3 separate regions of the Homo sapiens genome follow, and all the other regions are linked to region 2. The links are chromatin contacts, found by Hi-C or POLR2A ChIA-PET in ENCODE. All regions are on one chromosome and are shown on one strand. Each heading gives the region's core, a stretch centred on a gene start or an enhancer-like site at or near the end of the contact. The rest is flanking DNA. Distances are from core to core; before and after follow the strand shown. Region 1 overlaps CTDP1-DT (CTDP1 divergent transcript). Region 2 overlaps NFATC1 (nuclear factor of activated T cells 1). Region 3 has its middle 55 kb from the start of CTDP1-DT.

What was found. Hi-C counts contacts between places; a loop is a spot of excess contacts on that map. ChIA-PET counts read pairs that join two places held with the same protein, here RNA polymerase II (POLR2A). Pooled maps may share reads with other maps.
Region 1: a map of spleen shows a loop between it and region 2 (3-fold over the local background). The contact joins two enhancer-like sites. A Hi-C loop is called at or near these places in 85 of 168 maps with a recorded cell type or tissue (A673, B cell, CD14-positive monocyte and 51 more), 37 of 37 single-sample maps with no recorded cell type and 47 of 50 pooled maps. POLR2A ChIA-PET finds 5 or more read pairs at or near these places in 2 of 52 experiments (OCI-LY7 and Panc1).
Region 3: a map with no recorded cell type shows a loop between it and region 2 (5-fold over the local background). The contact joins two enhancer-like sites. A Hi-C loop is called at or near these places in 6 of 168 maps with a recorded cell type or tissue (K562, head of caudate nucleus, lower leg skin and 3 more), 5 of 37 single-sample maps with no recorded cell type and 7 of 50 pooled maps. POLR2A ChIA-PET finds 5 or more read pairs at or near these places in 2 of 52 experiments (activated B cell and activated T-cell).

What each region holds. Positions count from the first base shown.
Region 1 is chr18:79,641,623-79,645,677 of GRCh38, reverse strand. It overlaps CTDP1-DT (CTDP1 divergent transcript), which reads left to right. Exons shown (of 5, transcript NR_136643.1): 3 at 3,539-3,807. Among named protein-coding and RNA genes, the nearest start is that of CTDP1-DT, 36 kb to the left of the region's middle. RefSeq lists an enhancer at 198-712. Within about 2 kb of position 2,462, at least 5 of the 41 ENCODE cell types and tissues checked have a DNase peak (open chromatin) inside an H3K27ac peak, as active enhancers do; they include spleen, where a contact is called at or near this core.
Region 2 is chr18:79,526,471-79,530,384 of GRCh38, reverse strand. It overlaps NFATC1 (nuclear factor of activated T cells 1), which reads right to left. Exons shown (of 10, transcript NM_001278669.2): 10 at 1,062-2,857. The coding sequence ends at 2,808. Among named protein-coding and RNA genes, the nearest start is that of NFATC1, 130 kb to the right of the region's middle. Within about 2 kb of position 2,549, at least 2 of the 41 ENCODE cell types and tissues checked have a DNase peak (open chromatin) inside an H3K27ac peak, as active enhancers do; they include spleen, where a contact is called at or near this core.
Region 3 is chr18:79,622,456-79,626,575 of GRCh38, reverse strand. No RefSeq gene overlaps it. Among named protein-coding and RNA genes, the nearest start is that of CTDP1-DT, 55 kb to the left of the region's middle. RefSeq lists an enhancer at 1-335. Within about 2 kb of position 1,280, at least 4 of the 41 ENCODE cell types and tissues checked have a DNase peak (open chromatin) inside an H3K27ac peak, as active enhancers do.

The DNA of each region.
Region 1 (4,055 bases), core at 1,213-3,712, 120 kb before region 2:
GGTGAGATCTGTTTAGGGTCAACGGCTGTGTGAGGAAAGGAGAGGAATCAGGGCTGGGCGGAGGGAGATGCATATCGCAGCGTGGTCAAGCCAGCTGAGCCTCGGCCAGGCTCCAGAGTGAAGGCGGCCTTCAGAGAGTTCCCTGGCCGCTTCCCGGCCTTCCCCTCCCGCCTTGCTCATCCCTGGACGGGGCTCCCTACAGCAGAGCTCAGTTCCTCCTTCCTTGGGGCCTCAGACTCGACCCCCCTTCCTGCTGCTGGGCAGCAGAGGCTTCCTGGGGTGGCACTTCTGTGTTCACCCCATGAAGGCACTTTCTCTCTGAAGTTTACACACAAGGAAGACCCGTTTGAGGCCATGAAATGTGCACTGTGACAGTGACGAGCCTAGGGTCACACGGATTCATGGCTCCCGTGGAGCCACATTCCAGCATCTTTTGGGGGAGGACACTCCCTGCCGGGCAATGAGGAGCCAGTAGCAGGGTCTCCCCTCCCTGAAGACGGGCTGGACACAAATCACCTCATTTTCCACTCTGTCCACACCTGAGGCTGCATCTCAGCTGGAAAATTACACTGGAATTCTAAATAATAATCATTATTGTTTCTGGTTATTTTGAATCCACTGACAAAGACCTTTACAAAATAATTGCACCATTTGAGGTGCAGGGGAAGATTCTTGAGTTGGTGTGTGAGGAGAACATTAGGGAAATTCTGCAGTGGTGTTCTGTTTAGTAAGTATAATTGCAAGGAGTGTATCATGTTAAAACGCCTGACGTAGCGTCTTGTAATAACACATGGTTTCCGTCGAGAAGCAGATGGTTCTCGGCCTCCCCTTAGAATAAAACATCATCATTTCACCACACCCACAAGCTCCACTGCAGAGTGAGAGCAAAGCCGTATGCCGCACACTTCAGATCCGTGTAATTGCAGCCTGAGAACACTTTTTAGGGAGAAGTGCCTTTAAAAAGAAACAACTTATTAGAATATCAGATAAAAGGGTCCTGGAAGAATGGTATTCAGTAGTAACTATAGCTGTGGCTTACAGAAAAGCACAAATGAAACATTTCTATCTCGAAGACTTGTGGTCCCTGGATGTTTTAAACTTCATGTTTCTGGACAAAGTAAAAAAGACACACTCACTGTGCTTCAGATGCTTTCATTTCACCATAAGAAGACGTGAACAAGGTTTTTCTGCTCATATATTGAAACCTTTCACAAAAGTTCTCTTAAAAATGGAGATATAACTCGTACCATATAATTCATGCCTTTAAAATGCCCAATTCAGGGGTTTTTAGTATATTTACAAGGTTGTGCAGCCATTACCGCTATTCAGTTCCGGAGGGTTTTCATCACCAAAAGGAACCCGGGACCCTCAGGGTCAGGAACTTGCTTCCCAGTGTAATGGAAGCAGGCGGCCACTAGATGGAGACGTCTCTCCACCGCCTTGCAGGTGGGGCTCGCACCCCGGGGAGGTCAGAGGGAGGGACTCCGCGCAGGAGGCCGGCCTCAGCCCCGTGGCACCTGCAGGCCTCCGGACACCTGCCTCCGCCCCTCACTTCTCGCGAGACAGTTTCCCCAAATACCTTATGCCTAGTCCTGTCCGTGCAAGAGAGGCTCTTTAGGAAGAATGTGCACACACGTTCTTTATTTTACTAGTTATTTCTTACGTATTATTATACATTAATTCGAATGTGTTACAGAGAGTAATATAACAGGCACATTAGTCCATGATGTCACTCGTTTTACTTACAATGAGCCTAAGTGGAAAAGCAAAATTACATTTAAAATTAATTCGAGAAACATATTAAGTGACTGTCGGTTGAGGTGCAGACATGGCCAAGTCCTGTGGGGCACCCCAGCTTCTAGGCTCTGAAACAGCGCAGGAAGGATGCCTGTGGGAGGATGAAGTAAAAATCCCTTGACTTCCACGAGAATGGGACAGCCCCCTTCCAGGCGCAGATGTGTGCTCCACGTTGCCTGGGAATCGATGACTCTGTCTCACCTGCTCTCCCCTCCGGCCTCCAAGCAGGAGGCCCTTGATCCATTTGTGTGATCAGCCGCGGGGGACGAACTCCTCAGTCCTGGGGAGGTTCGTCCTCGGATAATGCAATCAGGAAGCTGGCTCTTTATGGAACTGGCCATCCCGGGCAGTGCTTGCAGTTATGGGGGCAAGAATACAGGCTGAGGGGCTGAGGGGGGTCTTTGGGCGGCACATGGCCATGGACGGGGCTTAGCTTACAATTTTGAAACCTGGAAATCAAGGTTTTGGAAACAAGCCTGATTGTAGGTTGAGTCACTCGGTGTTTTGGGGCCTCTGTCTGCTGGGGACGCACCAGCTGGGAGGGGAGGCAGCAAGTTCACCTGCTTCCTGTTCCCCCATGGGGCTTGGGTTCCTGTTCCCCCACGGGGAGCTTCTTGTTCTGCCACGGGGGCTTCCTGCTCCCCACGCTGCCCTGGCCTCCGCCTGTGCCTCTGTCAGCCAAAATCGCAGGCCTCAGAGGCTTCACATGCTCGGGGTAGGGTTTGACGTGGGCGGCAGTCCTGGGAAGTTAGAGGCCTCACCCCTATTTTCTAGATGAGAGAAGTGGCATTCAAAGCATTTAAGTAACTCTGGTTACTGGGGAGATGGTCTGTGAGCTTTGGTTCTTTAACTCCACACTTTCTTTTCATATATTCTACTTTCTCCGAATTATTTTCACCCCAGGAGAGTAAGGTACTTGCCTGTAGACTCACATGCTCTTGGCCACCTTCTAGCGCGGTAACTACCCACTTTGTCTTGGGGAGAGTGTGGAGTGAGGAAACCTGAGACAGCCCAGGATTTCTCCACCGCACACAGTGTTGCAATTTTTTGAGGGTGGGGGTGGAAATTCATGCACTAATTGCCTTTATGAGAACAAATGATGGCGTTGCGTAATGTTATTGTATAAAGGGAGTGTTATTTCCTATTATTAAGCATCTGCTTAAGATGCTTGGGGGAGAATATAAAAGTCATTTAAGAAATATTTGTTGAGGAAATAAATGAATAAATAAATTAGATAAGAATAGCACCTGGTCTCAAAGAATCATCAAGCTAATAAGATCTTCTATCGAGCTTATAAAAAACAAAGTTCTACCAAGAAGCTGGCAGGACTCTGTAGTCTTTCATGATTTCCAAATCGTGGAACCACCATCCACCTCTGCATTCCTGTTTGCAACTGAGGGTTCCACCAACCCCAGAGGGGAAGAAAAATCACAATACAACAATAAAAAAAACCCAATAAAATACCGTGTAAACAGTATTTACACCGCATTGCATAGTTCGAGGTATCCCAAGTCCTCTAGAGAGGATGCCCCATTCCAGGCGAGGCCCCGCCCCGTGGGTTCTGGCGTCGGGCGGGGGGGGGGGGTCTGGGGCGCCTCCCCTGGGGGTGTCACGAGGCCACCTGTGCGTCCACAGGGGCTTCTCGAGTTTGCCCCTCGCTGTCCCCACACCAGGGCAACATTGGGCCTTCAGACAGGTGTGTGCAAGATGAAAGATGAAATTCATTTTCCCATCTCCATAGCATCCGACAGACAATGCCGGCAAAACCCAGCCTGGTAAAGAGGGAGAGAAGGAACCAGGCTTTGGCAAGAGAGGCGCCGTGGTTTCCCCAGAGAACACAGTGGAAGACTTCCGAAGGGCCAGGTTCCTCCTCAGGGCGGAGGGGGCGGCGCTGACCGGGCTGAGACCGGGCTTGGAAGGAGCAGGTGGGGCTGGAGGCCCTGCAGGGTCTCGGCTGGGTCCGCAGTTTTAAATCAGAACGGGAGCTCCGGGCCTGTCATCGTCCTCATGGTAAGAGGCCTGGAACCCGAGGCCAGGAGGCTGGGAGGGAGCCTGGGGAGGCTAAAGTGAGCCCAGCCTGCCCGGGGTCTGCACTGGGGCCTCACTGCCCGGTCTCCTCTCCTCCTGACAATCAGGGGCGTTGATTAGCAGAAAACCCAGTTAGAGATGGTGCTGGTGGCAAATATGAAAAATGGCACAGTTGTCCGTCCCTTGATGTCCCTGGGGGACGCGTCCCAGAACCTCGAATATGGGACCAG
Region 2 (3,914 bases), core at 1,300-3,799:
TTCTGGGTGGACAGCTCCGCCCGCTTCGGCAGAGGGAAGCGAAGGGCGCGTGCTGGCCGCCTCCGGGTTGAACAGTCCAAGGCTCTGTTAGGCCCCGACTGGGGCCAGTTGGAGAAAAGCAAGGGCTTAACCAGCTCTCCCCTACTTGCTGAGAGCTGAGGGCTCCCCCCAGAACAGTGGCCTCTGTGCTCTCCTCACGCCACCCCACGCGGGACCTCCCCTACTCGGAGAGCCGAGGGCTCCTGATGCCTGTGAGGTCTCCTCCCAGCTCCCCCAAACGCCGGCCTCTGTGCTCTCCTCACGCCACCCCACGCGGGACCTTCGACGACGTTCTCAGGCTCACTTCAGATATTGTCAAACGCAGAAAACTGGGGGATAGATGCTTACTAATCGCTTTAGGTGGTGATGACTTCCCTAGTCCTTTAACTCAATCTGTACACCTCTGAGCAAAAGAAATCAGAATTCTTGCATTTTATAAAGTCCTAAATGAAAAATGTTCCTGAAAGATGAGAACAATAATTACTGTAGAAGTTCCAAGTTTCATATTTTAACTCATGGCCAGGTAATATTTTCCCACCCAAACGTGAAGTAGGGAGCTTTGGTGGGGAAAAGGGGAAGAGCAGCTTTAAGAAGCGGGGAGAGACGGTGAGAACCTGTGGGTTTCCACACGTTTCCTCGCCAGATGATTGTCAAATGGCGTGTGACTGTGTGTGTGGCCAGAGCCTCACCCAGGATATTCCTCTGAGCAAAAACATTTGGCACTAGCAGGAGTTCCTTCTCCACCTCGCCCGGATGAACATTTCTGAGCTGCTTCAGTTACAGGGCCTGGGAACTATCCGGCGTCTCGCAAATTTCTACGGCAGGTTTTTACCTAAACATAGAAGAAAGGGAACAGCTCTACTGGCAAGATGCCCTTCCAACGGCGAATGGCCGCGTCTACACAGCCTTCCCAACACGAGGTTCATTTCACAGACGATCCAAGTACACGCCACTGAAAACACACTCTGAGAACAAAGCGGCATCTTCCACGCGTATCATGAACCACTCGCAGACTACGCCTGTCCAGCAAAAAAATACGGCTTTATTGGATCTATTTCCTAACTACAAAGACAGCTGACACAGACATCAAACGTTTCCTTTTCAATGACAGTCCCCTGAGAAAGGCTGCACGTGACTCCTACAGTGCCGGGTGCAGGGTACCCAGCCGCAGGTGGGACGCGGCCACACGTCTTCACGGTTACGTGCAGACCGACGGGATGGCCTTCAGGTTGTTTCTTTCCGTGAGTGAGACACAAGAGACGCGATTGTGCCGGAGCGCACGGTACAGGCCGTTCCTTCTGCGGGAGCCCTTTCTCCATCAGCGACGTTCTGTTCAGTGACTTCACAGCCGGAGCCTCCACCCGCAGGTGCAATTCAGGCAGGTTCCATAAGGGGGCATTAATTCCTAAGGCACGAGTTCAGGTCAACCGTGTTTCAATGAATAAACCATGCTTTTTGGTTATATGGAACAATAGATCGCTGTGAGTAATCATACGTAATAAGCAACTAATTGTACAGAGTGCCCAGCAAGGCCTACACAAACCTACCTGTTAACAGTAACTCATCTGAAAACACACAACGCAGGGCTGAGCATTAAAGTGGCGTTTTTGGTATTGGTTTTCTTAGATGAAGCAGAGAGTGGTAAGGCTTCTGTGAAACAATCATCTTATAACTGAACAAATATATTACACTTAGGTTGCATGTTATTTACAATCACTTTCTAATGTTGCCGTCTGGTAACCTACAGCTACTGTCAATCACAGCTCCTGGCTTTCTAGGGTCCTCCTCGAACTGCGTGAGACGAGAAAATGCACGGCCGTCCGAGGCGGCGATGGACGCCAGCAAGAGCAGCGACTGGAGCCCCAGACGCAGGTTCCAAAACGGATGCCGGTTATTGCTGACAGGGAAGCCCTCCTGGGCGAGGACACGTCGGCTCTGTTATTATTTATACATAAATAGATGCCTAGATATGTACACACATGCAAATGCAGGCTATCCTGTAACAGGTTTTTCTGCTTTTGTCCAGTAACCTATTGATGTGCTATTCAAGTTACTTGTGCTATGTTCGAAGCCAGATTAAAAACAAAGATGCGAGCATGCGACTATGAACAAGCCTACGGTTTCAACCGCGCAGACAAGGGAAGCATGTTACAAAAGAGCTGAGATGACAGACTGGAAGATTCTAAAATGCACTGTGTAAGGCAGCAGGAGTGTACGTGACAGCCCAGGAAACGTTCCAAATGTTGGAGACTCATACTAGAGTCCTCTCGCAGCCTTCCAGCGTTCTCTTCATTCATACAGAGGGTAAAACCTCACAATGAAATGTGTTTGCAGTTTCTGCTCCTAAAAATACTCCTACAGTAGCAAATTCAATGCTCAATTCTATGATGCCCTGATGGTCTGGTTAAATAAGGCACTTCCAGTATTGAACCCCAGGGGTGCCAGAAGGGCTGGGCGTGGGGTCAAACTGCGTGTGGGCCGTTCCCATGAAAGGCCCCTGCACGGTGGGTCTCCCGTGCTCAGCCCGGCCACCTCCCTTCTGTTGTCATGAGATGACTTCTCCTCCAGGTGACACAGTGGTCTCCCTTCCTCCCTGCTTTCCTTCTTGTTGGAGAGCCAATCTTTGCACATATTAATGTTCAGCTCCTGGCATTCAGTCAGTTGGAGGTTCTGAGTGGTACCAGGTGTGAGTTCAGTTTATTTATTCAAAAGTCTTTGTCTGCTGAAGTCAGCATACCCCTGCTGAACTGAGTGCTCCAATGTGGCAACTAGGAGTGGGTGCTCGTGCTGGAGAGGTCATTTCGTATTATTTCATTTACTGTAAGAAAAGAAAAATTGAGAAAGTATTAGAGAAATACCATAAACATCAAAGCAACGCCCCCAGCCCTGCTTCTCCATCAGTGACGCTCACGCCTGTGACAAGGCATCTCCCCAGGAACCCACATTTCCTCCTCGGTCCCACCCTGGTCCATGAGTGTCGTGAGCCAGTGCCTGGCTGCCTCGGCAGAGAGCTGGGGTCGCCAGAGTGACCGCCCTCGTCCGTAGCACGGTACCAGCACGTCTCTGACGGCCAAAGTGCAGGTGCCAGGTGCCGGCCGCGATGCTGGGAAGATGCTGTGGCTGTCTCTCCACGAACCAAGCGACCCACAGGTCCACACCAGCACTTCTGTGGTGTCAGCACCAGTGTCGCCTGAGCCTCCCTCTCAGGCTCTTCCTGATTTTTATTTCCCTTTGGATGGCAGAGTCCCTGAGTCCCCCACAGGCCAGTGACGTTCCCCGTCACCTGTGACTTCTGGCAGACGCAGAGGAAACGAGCGGCACTGTTAGGGCCTTTGTGAGCTGCATGCATCCCCGCCCCACCCACCTCCTGCTGTGGCCGCCCTGATGGGCGCTGAGATAGGGGATGTGCCACCAGCACTGTCGCCACGTCCCATCTCCCTCCCAGGTTCTGGTGGGGCGTGCGCTGACGTCACGGAACTGCCCGGGCTTCCCTCTGCCATGGGCTGGAGCGCCCAGAGCCCAGATAAGCCCCACGTGTTTCTGCAAAGGCCCCGGCCTGTCTCAGGGCGGCTTCCTGGAGCAATTAGTAGTGTGCATTTCATCACCCCACTCCCTTCCCCAAATTCCCTTTCAACAACCCCCGACTATTTTTAAGAATAACAATAATAAAACACAGATGGAGAACCAGGAATTGTGTCATGGGAACTGATAACAGGACACACTGGCACTGAGCTCCAGGAGGAACCCTGGCTGCAAACACACACCCGAGGCTGGCTCGCCCAAGGCTCTGCGGGGCCAGAGACCCAGGCAAGCAAAGGTGCCCCACATGCCCGGCCCCGCCAGCAGCACCTCCTGACATGGCGCCCACAGAAGGT
Region 3 (4,120 bases), core at 31-2,530, 97 kb before region 2:
CATAAAATAAAATAAAACCAGAAAGTGGGATGGAGGTTTGAAGCAAGGGGAAATGTCATCCACGGGTTTGCAGCGTGTGTGGCTGGGCTGAGAGCCGGGGCCTGAGTGGCAGGGAGGAGGGTGGCCGGCGTTGCCCTGCTTAGAGAAGGGCTGTGCTTTGCTGCAGCAGAAATTGCTTGTGTGGGACGCACGCAGAGTGGCTTATGTTCCAAAACGCCCCGGCAGCCGTCCCACCAGCCCTTCCTGCAGGAGCCGAGTTCCCCTCTGGGCAGCACCCTGTACGTGTCTCTGTTCTCGCTGAAGCTTTTCCTCAGTGGCATGCGGGCCGCTGTGTTGTCAGGGGCAGGCCCCTGTCACTCAGACATGAAGTGGACAGGCCCCTTTCTAGACACGGAGGCAGCTGGACAGGACATGGAGTGGATCTTCTTTGCATTTTGCAGTGAGGGCGTTGCAAGAGCAGCCTGCAGATGCAGCCGGCGATGAGCCCCTCCAGAGGCAAGTGTGGCTCGGCCTCAGCACCGAATGGAACCTTGAGGCTCTTCCCGTGGAGCCCGGCAGGCGGATCAGGAGCCCCGTGCCCGATCAGCTCTTTGGACATCTAGAAAAAGTCTGTCTACAGAAAACCCCATCACTACAAACTTTAATCTGCTTGGAATTTGCATCTTACAGGCTTCCAAATTAACTTTCCAAAATGGTCTCTATTCCAGGGATCAAATCAGCCATTCTCTTGCCTGTGGTTTGAAATGTGGCCTGGGCCACGTGCCCCTAATCTCCAGGTGTCTCTGGGCTGCCTCCACTGTGGCTCTTTCCGTCCATCTGCTCTCAAGCTGCTCCCACACTCCTTCCAGGACTGTGCCTTTCTACGTCTTTGACTGTGTCCGTAGCACAAACTCTCCTTTCTTTCATCTTGTTTTACTTTTCTGATTACTTATCCAAGAAATAAAAATTGATGTTTTCAAGTTCCAATGCAAAGGAATAAACACACTCAAGTTTTAATCATCGTCTCCCAGCTGTGGACAGAAATGTGACCTGGGAATTAATCACTCACGGAGCCGGCCTGACCCGTCAGCGGCAGGAGGGCTGCTCCCCAGTCTCCCCGGCCGCATGGCCCTGCACCTGCAAAGCTTTCCACAAGAATACGGAAGGAGGAACTTCCGGTTTTTCTTTGAAAGAGGAAGCTTGGATCAATCATGGGTATTTTCAGTGAGTTTATTATTTCTGCTTTCCCCAGAAATAGCTCTGTGCTGCTGAGACATGCAAGCACTGCTGGCGGAACACTCAACACGGAAAGTCCCCGAAGCTCTGAGTCCCACGTTTGCAGTTAACAGCTCCTTAAAAAGCTAATGAGTGAAAATCTTCAAGATTAGCCATGGTTGGCCTCTTGAATTGGAGCTGCAACCCTCGTTTGCTCTCACAAGCATATTGTTGTTGTCATTATTAAATAGTCTCTTACTGCAGAGAGGTAGGCTTTAAAAAGGAACCAGTCTCATAAAATTGACTTTTCTGTGGTGGATATAAAGTCCTAAATTAGTAGTCTTTATGCACAGAAAAATAAGTGCCGCAACAGTGGTGTCAGTGAAATTCCTCCTCGCAGGAACCTGCGAATAGCCAATCTTTACAAGCCATACAGCAGGACTTCCCTTAGAAGACACCATTCAGTGCTTCCTTTAGCCTAGGCAGGATTTTCAAGGTGTTAGGAAATTACACTATAACTTTCAACTTTCACTGAGCTGTATCAGTCAGATTGCTGACAATTCAAACTCACTTAAATAATAATGTAACAAAGGGGGTCTATTGGCTTCTGTAGCTGACATCCAGAAGAGAAGGCTTCAGCGATGGTTTGACCCAGCAGCTCAGTGATGTCACCAACCACGTGGTCTTGTTTTAATCTCCCTGTTCTGCATTATCTTGAGACTGGTTCTTCCTGACACCACAAAGTGGTTTCTGACAGTGCCTTGGGACCATGAAAGTGAGGGTCTCCTTGTCCAGGTGCCAGAAGCCAGAGCCTGGAGGCGAGTCAGACTGGGCTAGTGTTAGGCCACATCTCCAGCCCCAAGTGACCATTGAAGGTGGGGAAGACCATGTGCAGTGTGACACCCTGGAGCTGTGGCAGCGGCCAGCTTCACCAGGGCACAAAGCTTGGAGCGGGGTTAAATCTAAGCACTGTTCATATATTCAGGGAAAATCAATGTCTCCACCAGGACTAGAAAGATGTGAAAATACCTTTGAGCGGAGCTTATAAATAATGTATTACTTATCAATACCTTCCGTCTAAACGGCAGGGCCAATGACTTGTGGAAAATCATGTTGCAAATTCCATGGACTAAATCCATAAAGCCAGGCATGTAGCTCATCCTCCCCAAAAATCCCAGAAAATCTGGCCCTGAAATGTGGCCCAATGACTGTCATCAGCCCCAGGGTGTCCTGCAGTTCCTGCTTCCTACTGTATACACCTCGGCCCTGTGTCTGCAGGAGCCTATTACCTACTGCATACATCTTGGCCCCGTGTCTGCAGGAGCCCCTCTATTACCTACTGTATACACCTTGGCCCAGTGTCTGCAGGAGCCTATTACCTACTGTATACACCTCAGCCCCATGTCTGCAGGGGCCCCTCTATTACCTACTGTACACACCTCAGCCCCGTGTCTGCAGGAGCCTATTACCTACTGTATACACCTCGGCCCCACGTCTGCAGGAGCCCCTCTATTACCTACTGTACACACCTCAGCCCCGTGTCTGCAGGAGCCTCTCTATTACCTACTGTACACAGCTCAGCCCGTGTCTGCAGGAGCCTCTCTATTACCTACTGTATACACCTCAGCCCCGTGTCTGCAGGAGCCCCTCTATTACCTACTGTATACACCTCAGCCCCGTGTCTGCAGGAGCCTCTCTATTACCTACTGTATACACCTCAGCCCCGTGTCTGCTGGAGCCCCTCTATTACCTACTGTATACACCTCAGTCCCGTGTCTGCAGGAGCCCCTCTATTACCTACTGTATACACCTCAGCCCCGTGTCTGCAGGAGCCCCTCTATTACCTACTGTATACACCTCAGCCCCGTGTCTGCAGGAGCCTATTACCTACTGTATACACCTCAGCCCGGTGTCTGCAGGAGCCCCTCTATTACCTACTATATACACCTCAGCCCCACATCTGCAGGAGCCCCTCTATTACCTACTGTATACACCTCGGCCCCGTGTGTGCAGGAGCCCCTCTATTACCTACTATATACACCTTGGCCCAATATCTGCAGGAGCCTCTCTATTACCTACTGTATACACCTCAGCCCCACGTCTGCAGGAGCCCCTCTGTTACCTACTGTATATACCTCGGCCCCATGTCTGCAGGAGGAGCCTCTACCTCTCTGCATCTCTGCTTCACCTTTTTATTTTTTTTAATTCCTCTCCCTCCTTACGTCCGACCTCAGGCTGTCCAGAGCTATTTGCTATTGTCAAAGTGTTGGTGTCTGTGTCTTACCTTTTCTAGTTTTCCAGATTTAAAGTTGGAGGAAGGGACCCCTGAAGAAAATGACTTTTAATAACTTACATTGAAAGGGTGGGGTCTTCACACCAAACCGATGCTGGGTTCATTGCAGTAGAAGAAAATGACCTTTAATAAATTACATTGAAAGGGTGGGGTCTTCACACCAAACCAACGCTGGGTTCATTGCAGTAGAAGAAAATGACCTTTAATGAATTATATTGAAAGGGTGGGGTCTTCACACCAAACCAATGCTGGGTTCATTGCAGTAGAAGAAAATGACCTTTAATAAATTACATTGAATGGGTGGGGTCTTCACACCAAACCAACGCTGGGTTCATTGCAGCAGAAGAAAATGACCTTTAATAATCTACATTGAAAGGATGGGGTCTTCATGCCAAACCAACGCTGGGTTCATTGCAGTAGACGAGCCTGGGCTTGCCTGTTTCTGCGGAGTCTTGGACGGTGTCTGGCCATGTGTGAGTGGAAACCCACAGTCTATTCAGGCTCTCGGTTGTAGCTACGACACTGGGACAAGTGCAGGAGAACTGAGAGTCTATTCTCTGCTTCTCTGCCTTGTTAGGTGACTGGAGTGCTGTGAGGTCATAGGTTGCAGAGTTTCTTCACTTGTAAATACTA